Linked DNA regions of Homo sapiens: region 1 is linked to region 2. A link is an interaction called in ENCODE POLR2A ChIA-PET data of the cell type or tissue named here. Cell type or tissue: OCI-LY7. All regions are shown on one strand.

Region 1 (5,000 bases), 72 kb before region 2:
AGGCAAGAAGTTTGAAAGCCTATTTGTATGGTATGTGAAGGCCAGTTCTGGGCAAATATGTCTAGAGTTTTATACCTTAAATTGGACAGAATTTGATTACTGAGCTTTGAAAAACCTTTAACACTGTTTCCTGGATGACTTGAATGTACAACAATCACGCTTTAGACCATAAATCAGCAGTTGCCTTTTCAGCGAAGGATCACAGTATGGAGATTATATTTTTCTTCTCCTTTTATAGAAGAGAACATTGAATCCTGTGTTGAGTCACATTTTTGTTGAAACCTTGGGCCCAGACCCTGCTTTCCCGATGCCTGCAAAGACTTCCCGATGCCTGCGATGTCTTTGCACTCTACCATGTTGCTTGCCATTTTCTTTTGTTGTTCATGGTGTGTGTGACTGAGCAGGTGAAGACGGTCATTGCCAAGGTCATGAGTTAATTTATCTTGTCCAGTGTTGCCCAATCCTTTGTAGATGAGGGAAGCAGTTTTCTGCTGTCTCATGAGATTTCCTACCCTACACCCTTTAATATACTCACCTTTTGGAGGAATAATAGCTGTAACATGTATGTAGGAAGCTTTACCAGTCAAGTATTATGGTATAGGGCAGGACTGCAAAGGACCCTGTTGTCATCTGCATCCTGCTGCCTCTTCAGCAGGGATGGGAGAAAAGAAAGGGGAGCAAAGGATGTTCTGCTGGCAGTGTGCCTGGGAGCTCACATGTTTAAGGACTGGACAGTTCCTACACAGATGCTCCTTGACTTATGAGATTATATCCCAGTAAACCCATCGTAAAGTCAAAAAATTGTAAGTTGAACCATCAGTAATCAGTGTTCTTTCTCAAAGACATGACCGCAGTTAAGGGGCGCTAAGTAGAGGTGTCCTTGGAGGTCAGTTTTGCTGACCTTCCTCTGGCTGGGGTCTTGTGGCCCTGCTAGCATGTGCCTGCTCCTGCCAGTTCTGTGGTCAATGGTAAAACAAGTTCTTCTCTGCTTGCAGATGAGCGTGAAGCCGTGCAGAAGAAGACCTTCACCAAGTGGGTCAATTCCCACCTTGCCCGTGTGTCCTGCCGGATCACAGACCTGTACACTGACCTTCGAGATGGACGGATGCTCATCAAGCTGCTGGAGGTCCTCTCTGGAGAGAGGCTGGTGAGTGGAGACCTTAGGAAGTGCCGTGTGTTGTAGGTGGAAAATATTTTTGAAAAATCAAGTGTGACTTGTCTCCTGTTGAATTCTGCACTTAATGGTTGATAGTTTTGAGGAGAATCTTGAGAAGTGAGTTGAGCGCTTCAGGGAGAGCCTTAGTGTCACATTCTGAGCGTGGATGATGTTCTTGAGCTGTAATAAAGCCACTTTGTTCTGGTAATTTGCAAGGTTGCCACCTTTGGTCAGAAAGAACTTGGCTGGGGTTCCTGCCAAGAACAGGGCATGGTGCTGGAATTTGAAGGGCCAGGCTTGGGCGCTGGCTTCTAGATGAACCTGTGTCCCACATGCGATGATGGAATGTTTTCTAAATTTGTGTCTTTCTGGTTGTCTAGAAAATCTGAGCTGCCATCTTAAGGTGGCAAGCATTGAATTCAGTGGCCACTGATGTTTTCTTCCCTGCACGCTTTTTATTTTGGGAGTGGAGGGAGAAGCTGGTGTTTTGTCATCTCCTTGGGAAAGGAGCTTCTGATGAATTCACCCTGCCTTTTCAGGCAGGAAAGTTGTCAGCCTGCAATGAAAATTGTATCCCCAATCTGTTTCCCAGAGCTGCTGCGGCCCTCTCTGATGTGACTCTTGTTTATGCACCTTATACCAAAGAAGCTTAAAGCAGTCACTGTGACTGATCCAACAGGTTTTGTCTCACCTTGGTTTGAAAATGGTTGCTGTATCCTCCCAGAGCACATGTAGTGCCATAGGTGGAAGTGGTGCCGAGCCAGAAGCCAACGCCCAGAATGGAGACCACATCTGTACTGACATCACCAGGAAAATATGATGCTGGCAGTTGGCAGGGCTGCCAGAAAGCCTTATTTTTAACTTGATCTCCACCCTGTAGCTTGCCAGCCGCAGTAGGCCTGTGTGCAGACCTGCCCCACACCTCTGACCGCAGGCAAGGGTCTAAGGTTGTCCCTTGTCCTATTTGTTATCAGCTCAGAGACAGACTGCCTCTTTGAGTCTGGGTTGAAATGGAGCCAGAAAAGTATTCTCTTCCCTGCCCTTCAGTTCAAGAACAGGGCTCTCCAGAAGATAGTGAAGCCCTGTCTTCTCTGTAGTGAGTTTCATCCATGCCCTTTGTTCCTGAGCATGTAGGTCTTGTGGCCTCATTTTCTGTGAGGGTTTGTCGGTCACACTAGACAAACTAGACAAATAACGGAGACCCCTGCTCAAAACCATGATGGCTATAAGAAGGCAGTTGATTTGTGGTCTGGGGGTGAGGGAGTGGACCCACATGGGGAGTTTGAACAGGCCATTTATTGCATTTTGATTTGATTTTCCAAAGTGAGTCTTGTTTGAGAGCCTAGACTAGAATTATTGTGATATGCAGCTTTAAGTATAATTTTTATAACCAGACTTCCTTTGTCTACCTCTCAACCTTTTTTTGTTTCTTAGTGTTTAACCTAGTATGTTTATTTATTGATTTTTTTTTTTTTTTTGTGGAGTGGGGGAATGGTGTTTTGAAAGTAGCTAAAAAAAATCATTAAAGGTCACATGGATAGGAGTTAGTCTGAACATTTATTTTTGTGGTTTTTTTTTTTTAATTTATTTTTGTTCCAATAGGGTCCAATCTTCTAGGCTGTAGGGAGTAAACTGTTCACCTTTAAAGACCCATAATTATTTTATACCAAGAAGATTGTGTCCTTGATAATGTCCACATCATAAATGGGATCAGGCCCATTGCCGTTTTTTCTGAACAGGGCAAGAAAAATATAAGTAGGGAGAAAAACCAGTAAAGCATAATTCTTAGATGTGTGTGAGTATCTCCCACTCCTCTCCTTATTTGTTAGCAGTAAGTTTTTTTGTGGCAACCCAGAGACCTAGGAGAGTAAGGATGAAGAAGATGGTACAGTGGCTACCATCTCCAACCTCTTAGGCAGTCGATATCAGTAGTTTTACAGAACTTTGTAAAGCCCCTAGTGCCTTCATTTGTATTACCCATTCTTCACAGCCATCTTGGATTATATAGGTTGGCCAGTCTAATTTTCTTATTCCAAAAATAAAGATACCATAGATAGAGTGCTCTTAAAGCTCTTGTTCATCTGGGCTGGAGATTTTAAGTCTCTTTGGCCTCGTAGTCTGTTTGGTTCATGGAACTTCCTGGAAAGGAAACACACCACACACTGCCTTTGGCCGTGGAGGTTGCCAGGACCTCAAGTTAAAGATCCTCCCTGCAGAAGACCTCCATGAGAGCTTGCCCCAAAGGTTCCTTGCATATTCAGATTCCAGAACTAATGAGGTGGTTAGAGCTTCCAGGCCTGGGTAAATGAATGTCCCAGCTAAGTGTGTCATCAGATAACATTAGCTGGGCTTTCTGCACCAGTGGTCCAAAACCCTGGGTAACATAAATGTTTGCACTCTATCTGGAGCCCAGTCTTTGTCAGCCAGCATTTTAGCCCCAGCACTTAACCACCAGCTTGGCAATAGCTAGCAGATAAATGTTTGAGGGACTAGGTGATTCAATTTACTTAATTAATAGATTCTTAGAGCCACTTCCTTTACAGAGGAGGAAATCTGTGAATGTGTGCATGTGTGTTTTCTGAGTAAAGTTCAAAGAAACATTAATGACCCAGACAATTCCACCCTCACCCCACCCTGGATTTTGGCTCAATAATATTTGAGTTAAATATGAGCAAGTATCATGTAGGCATTTGGGAACTTGATTTTGAACTACTCAGCAACATCACAAGGCAGAGATCTCTGGTCCTGGCCTGGTTATGATCTGTGTCCAGAAGTGTCTGCTCCCTCTCGGTCTCAGGTGTATCAGCTCATAGAGCAGTGAGAAGGCTGAGAGCTGGGCCAGGAAGCTTCTGCTAGTCAGGATTAGATTGATTAGAAATAAAACTATTCTTTTCTCATTTCTTATTCTGAGTTCACTATAGTCTATAACTCTCCATAAAGGTCTCACTTGAAAAATGCCTTAGAAATACAGACCCACCCTTTACTTTAACATTGGATTGGCAGATAAAAGTGTGAGCACAGAACCTGTGCTGGCCACTTAGTAATTAGACCTAGATCTCAGGACCAGAGTAGAATGAGGCTTGAGGGGTGATGGTTTGCCCTGCAGCAGCGTTGACATGTGGAGAGAGAGGAGCCCCTGGCATACGATAGGCCTGCACTTCAATGGTAATGTTCTGCCCACAGCTCATAATCCACTTTAGATGCTCCCCATTGCCTGCCATCTCCCTTCATGGGCGTCTGCAGTGAAGATTGATTCTCACTATGGTGGCCAGTTTTTTGCCTTGCTCCTGGCCAGACTAAGCCCTCGCCTCTGACCGAGATAGAGTGAGGTTTTCCAAACAACTCTGCCCTCCCCCAAACCCCACCAAGTCAGTTATCACTGGTTTTTGCTTCCCTGTTGTTTCCTGATCTGTATTCTGTCTTCTTACTCCATCAGTCATTCTCTGAGAAAGCAACAGAAAAGAGTGTGTGTGTGCGTGCATGTGTGTGTGTTTGTGTATGTTGCCACCATTAATTTCAAAGCAGGCTGAGCTAGGTGGAGAAGATAGATTTAACATGAGATTTGTTAAGCCTCAAATCCCACGTTGAACTGCTCTGAGTTTTTTCATAAAGCCTTTGTTTAAGAGAACCATACTGGTACATATTGTTTATTGAAATAGTGTTTGTGGACTGGCCATGGAACCTCGTTGGGGTTTCTTAAAAACGTCATTTGTATGGGAGAATTTACTTTTGTTTTAAACAACCAGCCACAGAACTCCTACATTAAATGTGGGTCTAATCACACAAACTTGAGAAGTGAACTAAGAGTCCTAAGTGCCACATGATAAAGTGCCAGATGAATGGC
Region 2 (5,000 bases):
TACAGATCAGACCAAAAAGAAGAAAAAAAAAAAACAGGCAAGAGGTTAGGTTTGGCCCATGGGCCATAGTTTGCTGACTTCAGCATAGAGTCGTGGGTTATTTACAAGTGACATACTTTTCCTGGGTTATCTGGGTATGTTGACTCCATGCCACTTGCATAAAGCAGCAATGGATATTAGTATTATGGATGTCCAGTAAGTTATTCCACAAAGACCATGCCTAAGGTGGCATCAGCCCTGGGCTCCACAGCTGCGTGGCATCAAAGCTTTCTCTTAACTCTCTTACCTCTAGGCAAACTGAGACCTCACCATCCTCTCCCCTGCTTCCCACGACAGTCCTTTGCCCTTGCCATGCTCAGGGTTGGAATCAAGTTGTTCTATTCTCAACAGACCAAAATGTTTAGTTAAGGCAAAGTATCTTGGAAACAATTGTGATTAATTACAGTCTTGTACTCTTGACAAAGCTGTGCAGATGGCAATAAGTTCATACCAGCAATCCTGGAGTCCCATAATAAATACGTACATGTGGAACATCGTGCACATAATTTCAACAGTTCGCAGATCTGTAGTTATGAAGCCAGGGTTTGGTGGTATTTGCTCTCTCTTGGTGCATTTGATAAGGATCCACTGAGGCCTGAATGTGGAAGATGATGGGCAGCGAGAGGAGCGTCAGAAGACCCCAGTCAAGACGTGTTCGCCATCAGAGGTTACAGGCCGCACAGCCTGATGAGCTTCAAGCCTGGCAGGGTAAATAGTTTTTGGGTTTTTTGTTTTTTTTTTATTCTTCCACTATCATGTTTTTTGAGGATTTTGCATATTTCTTGTTGCCATAATGCTGTGCTATTTTACCCTGATTTTCAGTGATACAATATGGGTGACAATACTGGCCCCTCCATAAATCTGAAGAGTAAGAAGTAGTGAAAATAAGGCTTAGGATATGAAATGGCGTTGTCACTTGAATCAAGGCCACTTTTTGTCCTACTTGAGCATCTCAAGTTGGGATGCATCTTCTGATGGCACTTCCGGAACTGGCTGTGGTTTTTTTGGGTGTACCGAGAGTGCCAGTGACTGTGCTTCTTACAATTCCTGGCATCTTGAGTAGGTGAAACACTGTATCAGACTGGGTGATGGGCACATTGTCATTTCACCAAGTTCCTGGAACTGTTAGAATTGCTTGTGTATGGGGATCCTATGTTAGTTCCCCTGGATACATTGTTTTATCAGTCGGAATTCTTAAATAAAGACATACTTCCCTTCATGTAGTGGTGCAGTCCATGTAGAAAAGGCAGGATCAATGCTGGAGTCTTTCCCATTATTTGCATTACTTTCCTATAATCAGCGTTATTTATGAGTTGGTTCCTATCCTCTAAAGATGAACAATTTTTTAAATATTATGAATTTATGGGCTTAAATATATTTGAGTTTTCTGGTGAAATCCTCGTTTTTTGGTGAATATGTTTTATAATTTTGAATTGACCTTTCTAAACATGGTCCATAACACAAAAACATATTTTAACAAAGAAGAAAAAAGACTTCTTTCCATCAAAGCTCAATAGAGATTTCTGTCTATTGAAGATCATGGTGAAATATTTCATTTTCCACTAGAATAGTTTAAAATTATTCATTTGCTTTATTCCATGTTATAAAAACTCAGAATAGCAATACTAATACTACCACCACCAATAACTGAGAACAGTTTTTTTTTTTTTTTAACTCTTTATTTTGCAATACTTGTATACTGACATGCAGTTGTAAGAAATAATACAGTGCTGTTTACGCAGTTTCCCCCAGTGGTAGCTTGCAACACTATATAGTATAGTATCACATACAGAATATTGACATTCAGTCAAGATACAGAACATTCCTGCCACCACAAGGGTACCTCCTGTTGCCCTTTTATAACCACACCCACTTCCCACCTCCACTCCCTCCCCAACCTCTGGCAGTCACCAGTCTGTTCTTTATTGCTGGAAACCTGTCGTTTTCTTCCCCTAACAAATATTTATTGAGCACCTACAATGTGCTGAGTTTTGGGGATCCACTGAAATTTCTTATCTCAAGAATGTTGTATAAAAGGAATAATGTAGGATGTAACCTTTCAGGATTGACTTTTTTCTCTGACGTAATTCTCTGAAGATTTATCCAAGTAATATTGTGTATATCAATAGTGCATTCCTTTGTGTTGCTGAATAATATTCTGTGGTATGGATGTACCACAGTTTTTTAGCCATTCACTTACGGACATCTGGGTTGTTTCCAGTTTGGGCTATTGGGAGTAGAACTATATTAAACATTTATGTTTGGGGTTTCCTATGAACATAAATCTTCATTAATCTGGGATAAAGAAATACCCAGGAGTGCTGAGAAGAATTTTGAAAAACACTTATTCTACATGGTCTTTCCATTCTCCCCTTCAGCCCCATTTTTAGGTAGTTTCACCTCATCTGCAGTGTCTGAGCAAGTAACTCTTACTCTCTGCCTCTGAGCCCTCATTCAGTCTTCTACAAATCTTCATATATTTAACCAGCCTTATGTCATTGTCTCCCATTTTGGCTGAAGCTCGTTCCCTTGGTATGCAGGGTGTGTGTGTGTGTGTGTGTGTGTGTGTCTTTCTTGAACCCGCCTCCCAGTTCTCTGGATCAAGTACTTGAAGTGCTCTTTTTTACTTTTCAGAACTGAATAAAGATTTCCCTCGGGGAGAAATAAACGTGAGCTTCAAAGTTTTTCAAGGTTTAGACCCAACTTAAAGAACACAGGCCACCCTAGAAAAACGAGTTTTTCAACTTGTAGAAGGAAAATTCAACTGGCCTGCCTGTGAGAAAGAATGTTATATCCTATTTGAGCTTTGAATGTTTTTTTGTTTTTTGTGGGGTGTGTGTGTGTGTGTGTGTGTGTGTGTGTGTGAAAGGTCAGCCTTAAAAGCAGCATTTCAGAAAACAGAAGTGAAAGGTCCTGCTTGTTCCCTTTCATGTAAATAGGGATCACGATGTGTGAGTAGCTGACGCTTCTCTTCCATGCGGTTCAGGGCATTTTCACTCAAGTTTTGAAGAAGCTTCACCAATCCCTCATACTCGTGAACTGGGCTGATTTGGGAGAGTGATAGTGGGTGATAGAATTACTGAGTAGAATTCAAGTTTTTCCAAGGTAATGCCTCATTTTGACTCTTCTGTGCAGGGGAGCTTGGAAGACCTGCTTCCTCAGGGATGCCCGGGTTTTCTACGGCCCCTGGCGTTAATTGCCTGACCTGTGTTTTCAGTGTTCCTTTCAACCTGGTGTAACTTATCAGGGTTGGTTTTTCTTATGGTCAGGGCCGAGTCACAGCAGGAAGAGGACACATAGGCATAGGACTCTGTAACTGAAACTCAGAGAAGCTGGCAGGAGCTCCCTTCACTCCCTTACCCGGCACCCACAAGGCCTGTGGCTTCCCCGTGGTGAGCCTGGGCTCTGTGCGTTCTTGCCTCAGCACAGACATCCTGGAGGGCGGCCATGCTGGGGCCCGCAGGGGCGTGTGGCTTGCGTATGTTTCCACTTGGCCTTGACTTGTCTTTTCGGATATTTATCACACGGTGGAGACCCATTGTGTCCGGGAGTGGAAATCAGGGAGGCAGGACGTTAGTGGTGTTTCCTGAAACTGGTTCTTTAAAGGGAAGGGGAATTTCCCTTACATAAGCCCGCAGCGACTTTCTCCACAGGGTGGGGCATCCTGTGTTCTGGAGTCTGGGCGCTGGGCGGGAACCTGGGAGCTTTCTCCAGTGGAGCTGAGGCCAAGTCTTGGCTCACAACATTTCTCCCGGGGAATCTGCTCCATCTTCGGTCATCATTTACGTTTCTCCGTCACAGTGAATTATTTCCAGTGTTCCTGTTCCTCAAGTTTTGTTTTTTTTCGGAGGAAACAGTCGCTCAAGGTTTTAATCTTCCATCTTAGGGGAATGTCCACAGCCCTAATTAAAATGGCCGTGGCCGGGCTTGGTGGCTCACGCCTGTAATCCCAACACTTTGGGAGGCCGATGCGGGCGGATCACAAGGTCAGCAGTCTGAGACCAGCCTGGCCAATATGGCGAAACCCCATCTCTACTAAAAATACAACAAAATTAGCTGGGCGTGGTGGCGGGCACCTGTACTCCCAGCTTCTCCGGAGGCTGAGGCAGGAGAATTGCTTGATCTTGGGAGGCGGAGGTTGCAGTGAGCCGAGATCACACCACTGCACTCCAGCCTGGGCGACAGAGTGAGACTCCATCTCAAAAATAATAATAATAATGGCTGTAAGGAGCGTGCGTTTCTGAGCCAGTGCTCGCAGGCGTGCATACGGGGCCTTCTCCTAGCTGCCATCTGTTACACGGGTCTGTCATCTCCCCACTTGGATTTGAGGACTCTTGTCTTTCCTGGGGACACATGATTGGATTACTTCATCCAGCTTGCTCAGCCTCTGCTCTTCTGAGGAAAGAAGGTAGGCTCTGAAGCCAGATTGAATGGTGGCTCCTTCACCTCCCAGCCCCGTGACAAGTAAAAAAAGACTCCCTTATCCCCTCTGCAAAGCACCCACCACGCACCAGCCATGCTGGGAAGCAGCCCTTGTGGCGCTTACAAATGTGAGACTCCTCTTCGTCTGCTTCATCTGAGCCTTGGCCTCTAGAGGAGATTAAATGAACTGATGAACGCCACACTCCATAAATCGGTTCCTTTTCTCCCATGGTAGTCTGTCAGGCAGGAGCCTCTTTTATTTTAAAGCATATTTGCTCCTGTGTTCAAGGCTGCCCCTGACTGCAGGTGTTGATAACCCCCCACCCCACCCCCGCAACACCACCTCCGTGTTTTCCCTCCGAGGTGCTTCAGTTGGGGCATACCTGGCTTCAGAGAGCAAATGTAGGTTAACAAGCAGGAAGGACCTCTAGGGGTCTAGTTCCCCTTGCTACCACCTCCCGAGCTCCCTTCTCCACCAGGCATTGGGGGGTTACTTCAGACACTGGCACAGCTCATCAGCAACAGGAGCTGATATGGGA

What was found. ChIA-PET counts read pairs that join two places held together with the same protein. Peaks named below come from ENCODE experiments on the same cell type or tissue, not always from the same donor. Only the 100,000 strongest peaks of a DNase experiment are listed, where the experiment ranks them.
Region 1: POLR2A ChIA-PET joins it to region 2 with 11 read pairs; 6 of 35 experiments call an interaction of 5 or more read pairs at or near these places.

Annotation. Positions count from the first base shown.
Region 1 is chr2:54,598,097-54,603,096 of GRCh38, forward strand. It overlaps SPTBN1 (spectrin beta, non-erythrocytic 1), which reads left to right. Exons shown (of 36, transcript NM_003128.3): 3 at 996-1,147. Among named protein-coding and RNA genes, the nearest start is that of SPTBN1-AS1, 42 kb to the left of the region's middle. In OCI-LY7, no CTCF peak of the experiment used is centred here; no DNase peak of the experiment used is centred here.
Region 2 is chr2:54,670,189-54,675,188 of GRCh38, forward strand. SPTBN1 (spectrin beta, non-erythrocytic 1) reads left to right here. Exons shown (of 36, transcript NM_003128.3): 36 at 1-1,258. All of the region lies in intron 1 of SPTBN1-AS2 (SPTBN1 antisense RNA 2), which reads right to left. It overlaps LOC105374653 (a long non-coding RNA gene), which reads left to right and starts at 4,194. Exons shown (of 3, transcript XR_940104.2): 1 at 4,194-4,447. RefSeq lists an enhancer at 3,324-3,618. In OCI-LY7, no CTCF peak of the experiment used is centred here; a DNase peak (open chromatin) is centred at 2,943; H3K27ac peaks cover 373 bases.